Regions from separate parts of the Homo sapiens genome. Here region 1 is linked to region 2. Evidence: chromatin loops called from intact Hi-C (ENCODE). Cell type or tissue: right lobe of liver. All regions are shown on one strand. Each heading gives the region's core, and the rest is flanking DNA. Links, peaks and the distances in the headings are about the cores only. Region 1 overlaps CTSS (cathepsin S). Region 2 has its middle 18 kb from the start of CTSK.

Region 1 (5,383 bases), core at 222-5,221, 55 kb before region 2:
ACCGTGCTCGGCTAATTTTTTGTATTTTTAGTAGAGATGGGGTTTCACCATGTTAGCCAGGCTGCTCTTTAACTCCTGGCCTCAAGTTGATATGCCTGCCTTGGCCTCCCAAGTACTGGGATTACAGGCGTGAGCCACCGTGCCCGGCCTCAAACTATATTTTCTAATTAGTACAGTAAATACACATTAATCATGACACAATTATTTCTTCTGGATACAGCAGGAAAAATTAAGTTAAGAGAAAGTGCTTCATATTTCTTGATTTGTTATAAAAAGGAGAGATCCTCTAGATTTCTGGGTAAGAGGGAAAGCTAGCAATCCCACAATGATTTCCTTTATTTCTTGCCATCCGAATATATCCTTCTTCACCAAAGTTGTGGCCCCAGCTTTAGAAAAAGAAATAATACAAAATTACAAATGCGTACAATCAAACCATGTTATCAACTTTTTATCTCATTGTTTTTCTCCTATAAGTGATTACATATGAAAGGCCGTAAAACAAAATTAGAATGAAATAAGGTAATAATTTCTCCAGGGATTTCAGGTAACTCAAAATAATGGTTTGGAAAGCTTTAGTGCTATATTGATGAATAGACTTAATACCTAAGGAAAACTATAGTAAGATCCATCCCAGTCCTTTAATCCTCCTACTTTGCAAATATGCCTTCTCTAAAGAAAGAGTATTAGTATCCTTTATAAGCCTTTATCTCTAAATTTTTTGATAACAGTATCATGTGTAATGATTTTCTATCAAACTTAAATTCCTCTAGAGAATGTCAATTAAGAAATATTTTTGAGTGACTACTATGAAAAAGGTATAGGGCAGGGAATTCTAAAGCAAACAACAAAAATGCAGCTCTGAAAGAGCTTTTTGATCTAGAAGTGGAGCTGACTTTCTCATAATTAAAGCTATTGAAAAATGAGCCAGGCATGGTGGCTCACACTTGTAATCCAAGTGCTTTGAGAGGCTGAAGTGGGAGGATTGTTTGAGGCCAGAGTTTGAGAGCAGCCTGGGCAAAATAGCAAGTCCCTGATTCTACAAAAAAAATTTTTTTTTAATTAGCCAGGCATGGTGGCATGCACCTGTATTCCTTACCTACTCTGCAGCAGAGGCTACTTGTTAGAGATGTTGCAGAGAAAAATCATGGGTCGGATTAGGGTTCGAGTAGATCAGTGTTTCACTTTTTGATTTAATGGACTTAGAGGAGTTCAAAAAGTTTTTACAGATAGATATACAGTTATCAATTTTAAAATTAGCATGTATGGACATCTTTTTTTTTTTTTTGGAGGTGAAGTTTCGCTCTTGTTGCCCAGACTGGAGTGCAATGGTGCAATCTCAGCTCACCGCAGCCTCCATCTCCTGGGTTCAAGTGATTCTCCTGCCTCAGCCTCCCAAGTAGCTAGGACTGCAGGCATGTGCCACCACGACGGCTAATTTTGTATTTTTAGTAGAGATGGGGTTTCTCCATGTTGGTCAGGCTGGTCTCCAACTCCTGACCTCAAGTGATCTACCCGCCTCAGGCTCCCAAAGAGTTGGGATTACAGGTGTGAGCCACCACGCCCGGCTGTATGGTCATCTTTTTTAAAAAGCATACTATTGGTCGGGCACGGTGGCTCAAGCCTGTAATCCCAGCACTTTGGGAGGCAGAGACGGGCAGATCATTTGAGGTCAGGAGTTCGAGACCAGCCTGATCAACATGGTGAAACCCCGTCTCTACTAAAAATACAAAAACTAGCTGGGCATGGTAGCATGAGCCTGTAGTCCCAGCTACTCGAGAGGCTGAGGTAGGAGAATCGCTTGAACCTGGGAGGCAAGGCAGAGGTTGCAGTAAGCCGAGATTGCGCCTGTGCACTCCAGCCTGGGCAACAGAGTGAGACTGTCTCAAAAAAAGAAAATAAATAAAAACCATACTACTTACTGTCACCATTATGTTGTAAAAGAAAATACATTTTAACACCAAAAGCAAAAAATCCAAAGACATAATCTCTATTTTAAGGATAGTCTTTTGAGTAAATAAATTTATATTAATGAAAAAGTCACCAAAATATTCTTATTTTTCTTACTTTACCAAGACTGATGAAAAAACTTAGAAAATCCTTGTAAGAGGAATGATTTCTGAAGCTCTTTATCATTCTGAGATTTTATAGTGGTAGGTATATAAATATCATACAAGGCAAAATTCATTAAGTGCTCTAGGATACAAATAAAAGTGTGAAATTGAGAAAATGCCTAGTGTGTCTGGAGAGCAGTAAGAAATTTAGTTGAAAGGAAAACTGGATATCTTTAGTAGAATAGTGGAAAAAGAGGATAGAAAGCTGGTTTGGGGCCATGTTGTGAACAGCTTAGAACAGCAGGTGGAGGAACATGTACTTCAATTACAAAGGCAAAGGGAAGCTGTTAGAAATTTTGGCTCAGGGACTCAAAGTTTGTGTTTTTGCATGCAGTGGAGAACCTAAGAAATGCTGGTTTATTGTTGGAAGACAAATGACACCATTTAAAAGGACTGTGCTTTAAGAGGCCTTAAATATTCTATGTATCAGCCCTCATTGGACATTTTGCAGGTCCTATTTTTTTCTCTCTGTACCATTTAACACACTTGTCTACTCCCACCTTACTGGTCTCTTGGCTTCAAGACACTACTATGTTCTGATTTTCTTATCTCTCTCTGGTCAGTCCTTCTCAAACATTTTCATGAGCTCCTTTCTTTACTTCCTTTCACTTAATTGCCACTCCACTGCTTAGAAATTGTCAATGGCTCTCCATGCCTTTACAATAAAATTCAAACTCCATCGTCACCTCTAATAAACCACTGGCTGTAGTGGGTTTTTTTGTTTGTTTGTTTGTTTTTGACAGAGTCTCACCGTGTTGCCCTGGTTGGAGTGTGGTGGTGCAATCACAGCTCACTGCAGCTTCGACCTCCTGTGCTCAAGCAATCCTCCTGCCTCAGCCTTACAAGTAGCTAGGACCACATGTGCATACCACCATGCTTGGCCAATTTTTTTTTTTTTTTTTTTGTGATGGAGTCTTGCTCTGTGGCCCAGGCTGGAGTGTAGTGGCACAATCTCGGCTCACTGCAAGCTCCGCCTCCCGGGTTCACGCCATTCTCCTGCCTCAGCCTCCTCAGTAGCTGGAATTACAGGCGCCCACCACCACGCCTGGCTAATTTTTTTGTATTTTTTAGTAGAGATGGGGTTTTACCGTGTTAGCCAGGATGGTCTCGATCTCCTGACCTTGTGATCTGCCCGCCTCAGCCTCCCAAAGTGCTGGGATTACAGGCGTGAGCCACTGCGCCTGGCCCAATTTTTTATTTTAGTAAAGAAGAGGTCTCACTATGTTGCCCAGGCTGTAGCAATGCTCTTTTAATATCCAGTTTGATAAGCAAAAGCAATAACAAGAATCCGGCCAGGCTATTATTAATATTAATAGACACCACTTATTTAGCACTTACTCTGCCAAACAGATTAACATAAATTATCTAATTTAATCATCATCCTGTGAGGTGAATATTATCTTCTTTTACTAAAGAAAAAAACAGAAGGGCAGAGTGGTAAAGTAGCTTGCCAAAAGTCACATAGATAGTAAATTGTGAAGCCAGAGGTCAAATCTAGGATTATTTTATTCCAAAGCCCACTCTAACTTTTATCTATGCCTATCCCTACAGTTATCTCTGTGAGTGAAGTCATATGGGGAATGAAATTCAGACCAGTACATCTAGGATCTCATGTAATTTATATCCTACTATGGTCACTGCATTAAATAATAGGTAAAATAAATCATTTTAGGTGAACTGAATTTGGACCTGAGTTCTAGTATGAAAATTGAATTGAGGGTCTAGTTACTAGCAGTATGAATTCAGTCAGTGAGACCAAGGAATCCCAGACCCCATTCAACATCTAAACAATTTACTTTTCTCAGTTTTACCGACCAAGATCAATTGCCCCCAGTTTTGCAAAAGATCCCAGACCTCTTTTTGACTGAGTCCTGCTAACTTCCCTTAAACAATGAAACTGATAAAAAAAAAAAATCTTAAGCTAAATAAAGTATCTGAGGACAAAGTCTTGCCTTCAGAATTATACAAGATCTGCTCCAAATGTTCATTTCGGTACTTACCAAGTTGTATATTTTTATTAATTCTATAGCTCTTTCACTCAAACTGTTCAACTTTAGGTGAGTTTGTTAACTAAATGCCTATCTCATAAGAGTACTTTAAAAATTAAATGAGAGAATGTATTTAAAGTACTCACACAATATTTGGTATATAGCCAATGCTTACTAAGTGAAGGTAGCTATTTTTATTATTATCCAGGTATGAGTACATCAGATTGGACTCAAGTAGAGTCCATCTACTTTTTTTTTTTTGAGACGGAGTTTCACTCTTGTTGCCCAGGCTGGAGTGCAATGGCACAACCTCGCCTCACTGCAACCTCCACCTCCCAGGTTCAAGTGATTCTCCTGCCTCAGCCTCCTGAGTAGCTGGGATTACAGGCGTGCGCCATCATGCCCGGATAATTTTGTATTTTTAGTAGAGATGGAGTGTCTCCATGTTGGCCAGGCTGGTCTCGAACTCCCAACCTCAGGTGATCCTCCCACCTCGGCCTCCCAAAGTGCTGGGATTACAGGCGTGAGCCACTGAGCCGGGCTGAGTCCGTCTACTTTTAAAAAAATGTATAGCGTTCTTCTAGGGTGATCACCAGTCCCAGTTTGCCTGGGACTGTCCTGTTTTTAAAAAGAAAGTCCTATGTCCCAGAAAGCCTCGTAGCCCTTAGCAAAGTGGGAAAGTTGATCACCCTACCTTCTCCTTGCATATTATAAGGCTACTAACTTATTATTCCTTCTAAAATCAATGCCAGTTTCCTTTGTAATAGACTGAAGTCCTGGGCTTCTTAGGCTGTGCCAGACACTCTTCTAGGCATTAGGATTACAGAGACAAAGTCTTTCTAAAGCCTAGGTTCTAGAGGAGAAACATATGATAAACGAAGAAATACTTGATGATATATATGATTAGTACAATAAAGAAAAATAAAGCAGGATAAGGGATACAGAGTGTTAAGAGACAGGGCTCAATTTTAGGTGGAATGGTCGGGAAAAGCTTCGCTGAGTGGATGTTTGCGCAAAGATGCAAGTGAGGCAAAGACCTGGATAAAGGGCTAGAAATAAGCATGATGTGTCAAGAAATAGCCAAAAGGCTAATGTGCTGGGAGCTGAGTGAGAGAGGGGAGAGTAGTTGGAGAGGTAGTTGGAGAGGCAGGCTAAGGCCAGATAATGTCATGCTTTACAGGTCATGGGTTTTATTCTGAGTGGGAAGGAAAGCCATTAGAGGGTTTGGGGTAGAAGGGTAACATAATCTACTTTATGCTTTAAAAAGATAATTCTGGTTACTGT
Region 2 (5,383 bases), core at 54-5,053:
GGCAGTGGCTTCTGAGGCTTTAAGCCTTAGGTTTCTCTTTGAATCTCCTCCTGGTATGCAAAAGTCTGTAAACACATACAGTGTTTGAATACATTAGGGGAACATGTCATTAGATAATCTATCCTTGTATCACTTAAGGTATTTTATAAACTTACACATCATCCTGTGACATTCCAAAGCTGTAAACTGGATTTTTGCAAAGCTGTAAATTGCCCTGAAATGGGGCACACTTTTTGCAAATTTATTTCAATAGCGATTGAAAACAAAAAAACAAGGCAAATGTTTTGCACAACAGTTGCACAACAACTAAGTCTTATCCAGAATGCTGCACAACACTAAGTCTTATCGGGAATGCAGACTCCCTTTCATCACAAACGAGGCAACATCTCCTGAATAACGTGGAAAAGGAGAAATGAAAGCAAAATAAGGAAGCTTTGTCCCTGCTTGTTACAGTTGTACCTTTTCAAGCTTTTGAAGTAACCATCTCTTAGCTTCATGCCCCCTGAAAATCAGCTGCTTTAAGTTTCTCTGTCTTATTTAGTCTGTGTGTGTGTGTGTGTGTGAGAGAGAGAGAGAGAGAGACAGTCTTGCTCTGTCGCCCAGGCTGGAGTGCAGTGGTGCAATCTCGGCTCACTGCAACCTCCACCTCCACGTTCAAGCAATTCTCCTGCCTCAGCCTCCTGAGTAGCTGGGATTACAGGCGCGCCATCACGCCTGGCTAATTTTTGTTTTTTGTTTTTTTTTGTAATAGAGACAGGGTTTTGCTATATTGGCCAGGCTGGTCTTGAACTCCTGACCTCAGGCGATCTACCTGCCTCAGCCTCCCAAAGTGCTGGGATTACAGGCGTGAGCCACTGCGCCCTACCCTTATTTAGTCTTAAAGAAAAGGATTTTGAATTTTAGGATGATTCATTCCAATGCTAGTTCTAGTCTCTGTTAATTTACCCAAGTGTGCTAGGAATTTAATAACATACATTATTTTCATAATAAAATAGTTTACTTCTTACTGACCTCACTGTCCAAGAAATGCACAAAGGTGAGGTGAGGAATACCCTTCATGGACTATAGGAGAATATGGGACTAGAAAAGACGATTTTACCATAATGTTGAGTTTCCCCTCAATTAACTTTATGTTAATATTATGCAATAACTTTCTGAAGAAAGAAAACAGAATTCTTGAGTCATTAGGGAAAATAGGAATGTTCTGAATTGAAAATATATATTCTTTCTGATATTCTGTGTAGCTTATCTGCTTGGTGCATTATTTGATCCTAGTAGACATCCCCCATTATCCTACAAGTACTCCTTGTCACCTAGCAATGTGTACTCAAAGAAGGAGCTTAATTTTACCAAGAGAACAAAATAAGACATAATTAGGGAGTACTCTAGAAGCCAGTGATAAGACCCCTCCCCTAACAAATGAATAACAATTGGTGTGACACATTTGATGTGTTACAATTAATTACAAAGTAAGTCACAAGAAATGTATTACTAATAAAAAAGTACCAACAGTTTGAAAGTGACATGTTTAACAATTAGAGCCAATTCAGCAGATTATCCCTATAATAATATTATGTTGATAGATGTGCATTCCAGTATGCTTTCTGGGAGAGAGAAGGGGAGAATTATGGGTAGCTACCAACGACTGATATTATTTTGTGAGCGTGTCCGTGGAAATGTGTCGAAAATGTGAACAACATCTGTCTTCTCTATAGTAATATGGGAAAGTTGAGAATAGCTAAGCTAAAAGGTGTTGGAAGTATACTTTTTTTCACCAGCTTCCCTTCCTCCTTCTCGTGGTAACAGCACCCTGATTTTAAAATGGGGAAACCCTGACACTCCTGGGCTTAAGATAGAACCAATCTTGCCCCTAGCTTCAAGAGTGGGCATAGGTCCCAAGGCCAGCCTGTCAAAGTTTTGTATCCCTCCAGCTACAATGACTGGTTGGGGAATGAGCATGTGACACAATCACAGCCTGCAAGACCTGTATCACGAGGTTCTTTGTTGCAAAGAAGAGTAGTCGATTTTGGCTGACTCAGAATTTGGTAGAAGTTACAAACTGTAAAATGTGGAACTGGCTGAATGGAGGGCGTGGGGATAGGGCAATGAGGACTCTAGTCCAAACTGGAAATTATGAATTCATGAAATATCTGTTGCCTATTGTTTTGGGGTAAGACCACAGGCCCACTGGAGTGTGGTATGAGAAGAAATGGTAGTGCTGGGCGCAGTGGCTCTCCCCTGTAGTCCCAGCACTTTGGGAGATAGACAGGTGGATTGCTTGAGCCTAGGATTTAGAGACCAGCCTGAGCAACATGGCAAAACCCTTCTCTACAAAATACATGCTGGGTGTGGTGACACACACCTGTAGTCCCAGCTACCCGGGAGGCTGAGATGGGAGGATCACTTGAGTGCAGGAGGTCGAGGCTGCAGTGAGCCATGATTGTGCCACTGCACTCAAGCCTGGGCAACAGAGTGAGGCCCTGTCTCAAAAAAAAAAGAAGAGAAAGAAATGATAGGAAAAATTCAGCATGTTGGCATATGTTGGCTCCTTTTGTAGGCTTCAGAAAGTGGCTCACGTCTGTAATCCCAGCACTTTGGGAGGTCGAGGTGTGTGGATCACGTGAGGTCAGGTGTTCGAGACCAGCCTGGACAAGACGGTGAAACCCCGTCTCTACTAAAAATACAAAAATTAGCTGGGTGTGGTGGCGGGCGCCTATAATCCCAGCTACTCAGGAGGCTGAGGCAGGAGAATTGCTTGAACCCGGGAGGCAGAGGTTGCAGTGTGCCAAGATCACACCACTGTACTCCAGTCTGGGCGACAGAGCAAGACTTGTCTCAAAAAAAAGCAAAAAGCAAAACAAAACAAAAAACAAGAAAGAATACAAGAAAGTTACTCAGTAACTTAATCTGAAAGTGTTCTATCTAAAAGCGTAGAGAGAATAATATATCGCTTTGCTAAGTGAAGTTCTTTCTGCCTATAGCCTGCAATATAAAATCCCATAGTTTAGAGCCCTATAGGGTAGAAAAAGTACCAAACTGGTCGGGCGAGGTGGCTTACACCTGTAATCTCAGCACTTTGGGAGGCTGAGGTGGGCGGATCACTTGAGATCAGGAATTTGAGACCAGCCTCGCCAATATGGCAAAACCCCATCTCTACTAAAAATACAAAAGTTAGCCGGGTGTGGTGGTGGGAGTCTGTAATTCCAGCTACTCTGAGGCAGGAGAATCGCTTGAACCCAGGAGGCAGAGGCTGCAGTGAGCCAAGATTGTACCACTGCACTCCAGCCTGGGCAACAGAGCAAGACTCCATCTCAAAAAAAATAAATAAAAAGCACCAAACTAAACTTAATGCAGAGGCAAGGAGGCAAAAGATTTAGCAAGAAATAAGACCAGAGTTCCAGGCTTCTGTCATGCACCTCCAGCTAAGCATTTTCCCAGAAAAGAGGGCAAAGCTCAGATTATGGGTATACATCTGCTCTTATGGCTTTTATTTTGAGCTACTTGGACAAGTACCATTAAATGGAGGTCAGGGGATGGCACAGCACTGAGGTTGATTCCTAGGAGTTTGAAATTCTCAGGTTTAAACATTTTATCTAGAAAAACATTTTTTGGGTGTGACAACTCAGACCAAAAGCTACTGAGCTTTTATGGGAACGTATTGCCAAAGAAACCCCAGGCCCAGCAATCTATTGTATTTTCTAGGTTTCCAATTTGTACCACAGCTAAAGTTGAGTAGGGCATGCCCAGAAAGGGCATTTCCATGTGCCCATCTCTGGCATAGCCATGGAGAATAAGAGACAAGTAAGATCCTCTAGCAGGAAGAAGCAGGAGCCATGCTAGACCATAAAGAAGATCCCCATAGAGAGCGAGCCTCGAGTTTCCCAGTTACCTCGCCAAGGAACTCATTCTACTGCCAGGCAAGGAGTCTTCCATATTCCTGCCTAGCAGGACATAAATTATGCTACAGATCAACAATAACTGTGTGCTATTTTTCATCCATTCTCCTCTTTGCAGAATTAGAGTTTTCATTGTAATTACTCTGTTCCTATTTTTTTTAAAGATATATTGGCTAAGATAGTTTAAGTTTTACCCAGTATAAGCGAATCTGGCCACTTCTCTCTCCCTCTACCATGACCACAGTTTAAGTTCCCACCATTTCCCCACTAGACTTACGTAACAGCCCTCTAACTTCCCTACTTCCACGCTACACTCCGCCCTACAGTCTATTCTTCCCTGTACCCCAGTTCACATCACTCCCCTGTACAAAACTTTCCCATTTAACAAATATTAAGCATCTGCTTGCCAGGCCTCAAGGAGCCATATCCAAATTTGAGAAGGAAATCAGAAAGAAATCATCAGCCAGAAATCCTGGTCTTAAGAGTTGAACACTGTAACCAAATAAGGCCCTGGGTTGTCTCTCACCGGGGAAGAGGAGTTGATAAGCACTCTGTTATACAGGCATGAGCATTTCTTGAATAACTCCTTATTTCTAACAGCATTCTAATTTTGTTTAGATAACCATTGTCCGTAACACCACAGACTGAAATGAAGTCAGACAGGTGGCCTGGGCCGGGCGCAGTGGCTTACACTGGTTAATCCTAGCACTTTGGGAGGCTGAAGCAGGTGGATTACTGGAGTCTAGGAGTTCGAGACCAGCCTGGGCAACATGGCAAAACCTCATCTTTACAAAAAATACAAAAATTAGTGGGGCATGGTGACATGTGCCTGTAGTCCCAGTTACTCGGGAGGCTGAGGTGGGAGGATCGCTTGAGCTCGGGAGGTCGATGCTGCAGTGAGATGTCATTGTGCCACTGCACTCCAATCCGGGTGACAGAGTGAGACCCTGTCTCAAAAAAAAATAAATTAATTAATAAATTAAGGCCGGGCGCGGTGGCTCACGCCTGTAATCCCAGCACTTTGGGAGGCCGAGGCGGGTGGATCATGAGGTCAGGAGATCGAGACCATCCTGGCTAACAAGGTGAAACCCCGTCTCTACTAAAAATACAAAAAATTAGCCGGGCACGGTGGCGGGCGCCTGTAGTCCCAGCTACTCGGGAGGCTGAGGCAGGAGAATGGCGTGAACCCGGGAAGCGGAGCTTGCAGTGAGCCAAGATTGCGCCACTGCAGTCCGCAGTCCGGCCTGGGCGACAGAGCGAGACTCCGTCTCAAAAAAAAAAAAAAATTAATAAATAAATAAATTAATTAATTAATTAAAAAAAAAAAAAAGGCCGGGCCTGGTGGCTCACGCCTGTAATCCCAGCACTTTGGGAGGCCAAGACGGGTGATCACTTGAGGTCAGGAGTTGGAGACCAGCCTGGCCAACATGGTGAAACCCTGTCTCTACTAAAAATACCAAAAATTAGCCGGGCAAGGTGGCAGGCAC

Evidence for each region. A loop is a pair of places that touch in the nucleus more often than their neighbours do. Peaks named below come from ENCODE experiments on the same cell type or tissue, not always from the same donor. Only the 100,000 strongest peaks of a DNase experiment are listed, where the experiment ranks them.
Region 1: a loop joins it to region 2, with 5 times the contacts of the local background. A loop is called at or near these places in 2 of 110 quality-filtered maps.

What each region holds. Positions count from the first base shown.
Region 1 is chr1:150,732,760-150,738,142 of GRCh38, forward strand. It overlaps CTSS (cathepsin S), which reads right to left. Exons shown (of 8, transcript NM_004079.5): 8 at 1-386. The coding sequence ends at 287. Among named protein-coding and RNA genes, the nearest start is that of HORMAD1, 15 kb to the left of the region's middle. RefSeq lists enhancers at 2,289-2,433, 4,416-4,560 and cis regulatory regions at 2,361, 4,488. In right lobe of liver, for the core only: no CTCF peak of the experiment used is centred there; no DNase peak of the experiment used is centred there.
Region 2 is chr1:150,787,621-150,793,003 of GRCh38, forward strand. No RefSeq gene overlaps it. Among named protein-coding and RNA genes, the nearest start is that of CTSK, 18 kb to the right of the region's middle. In right lobe of liver, for the core only: no CTCF peak of the experiment used is centred there; a DNase peak (open chromatin) is centred at 1,931; H3K27ac peaks cover 1,103 bases.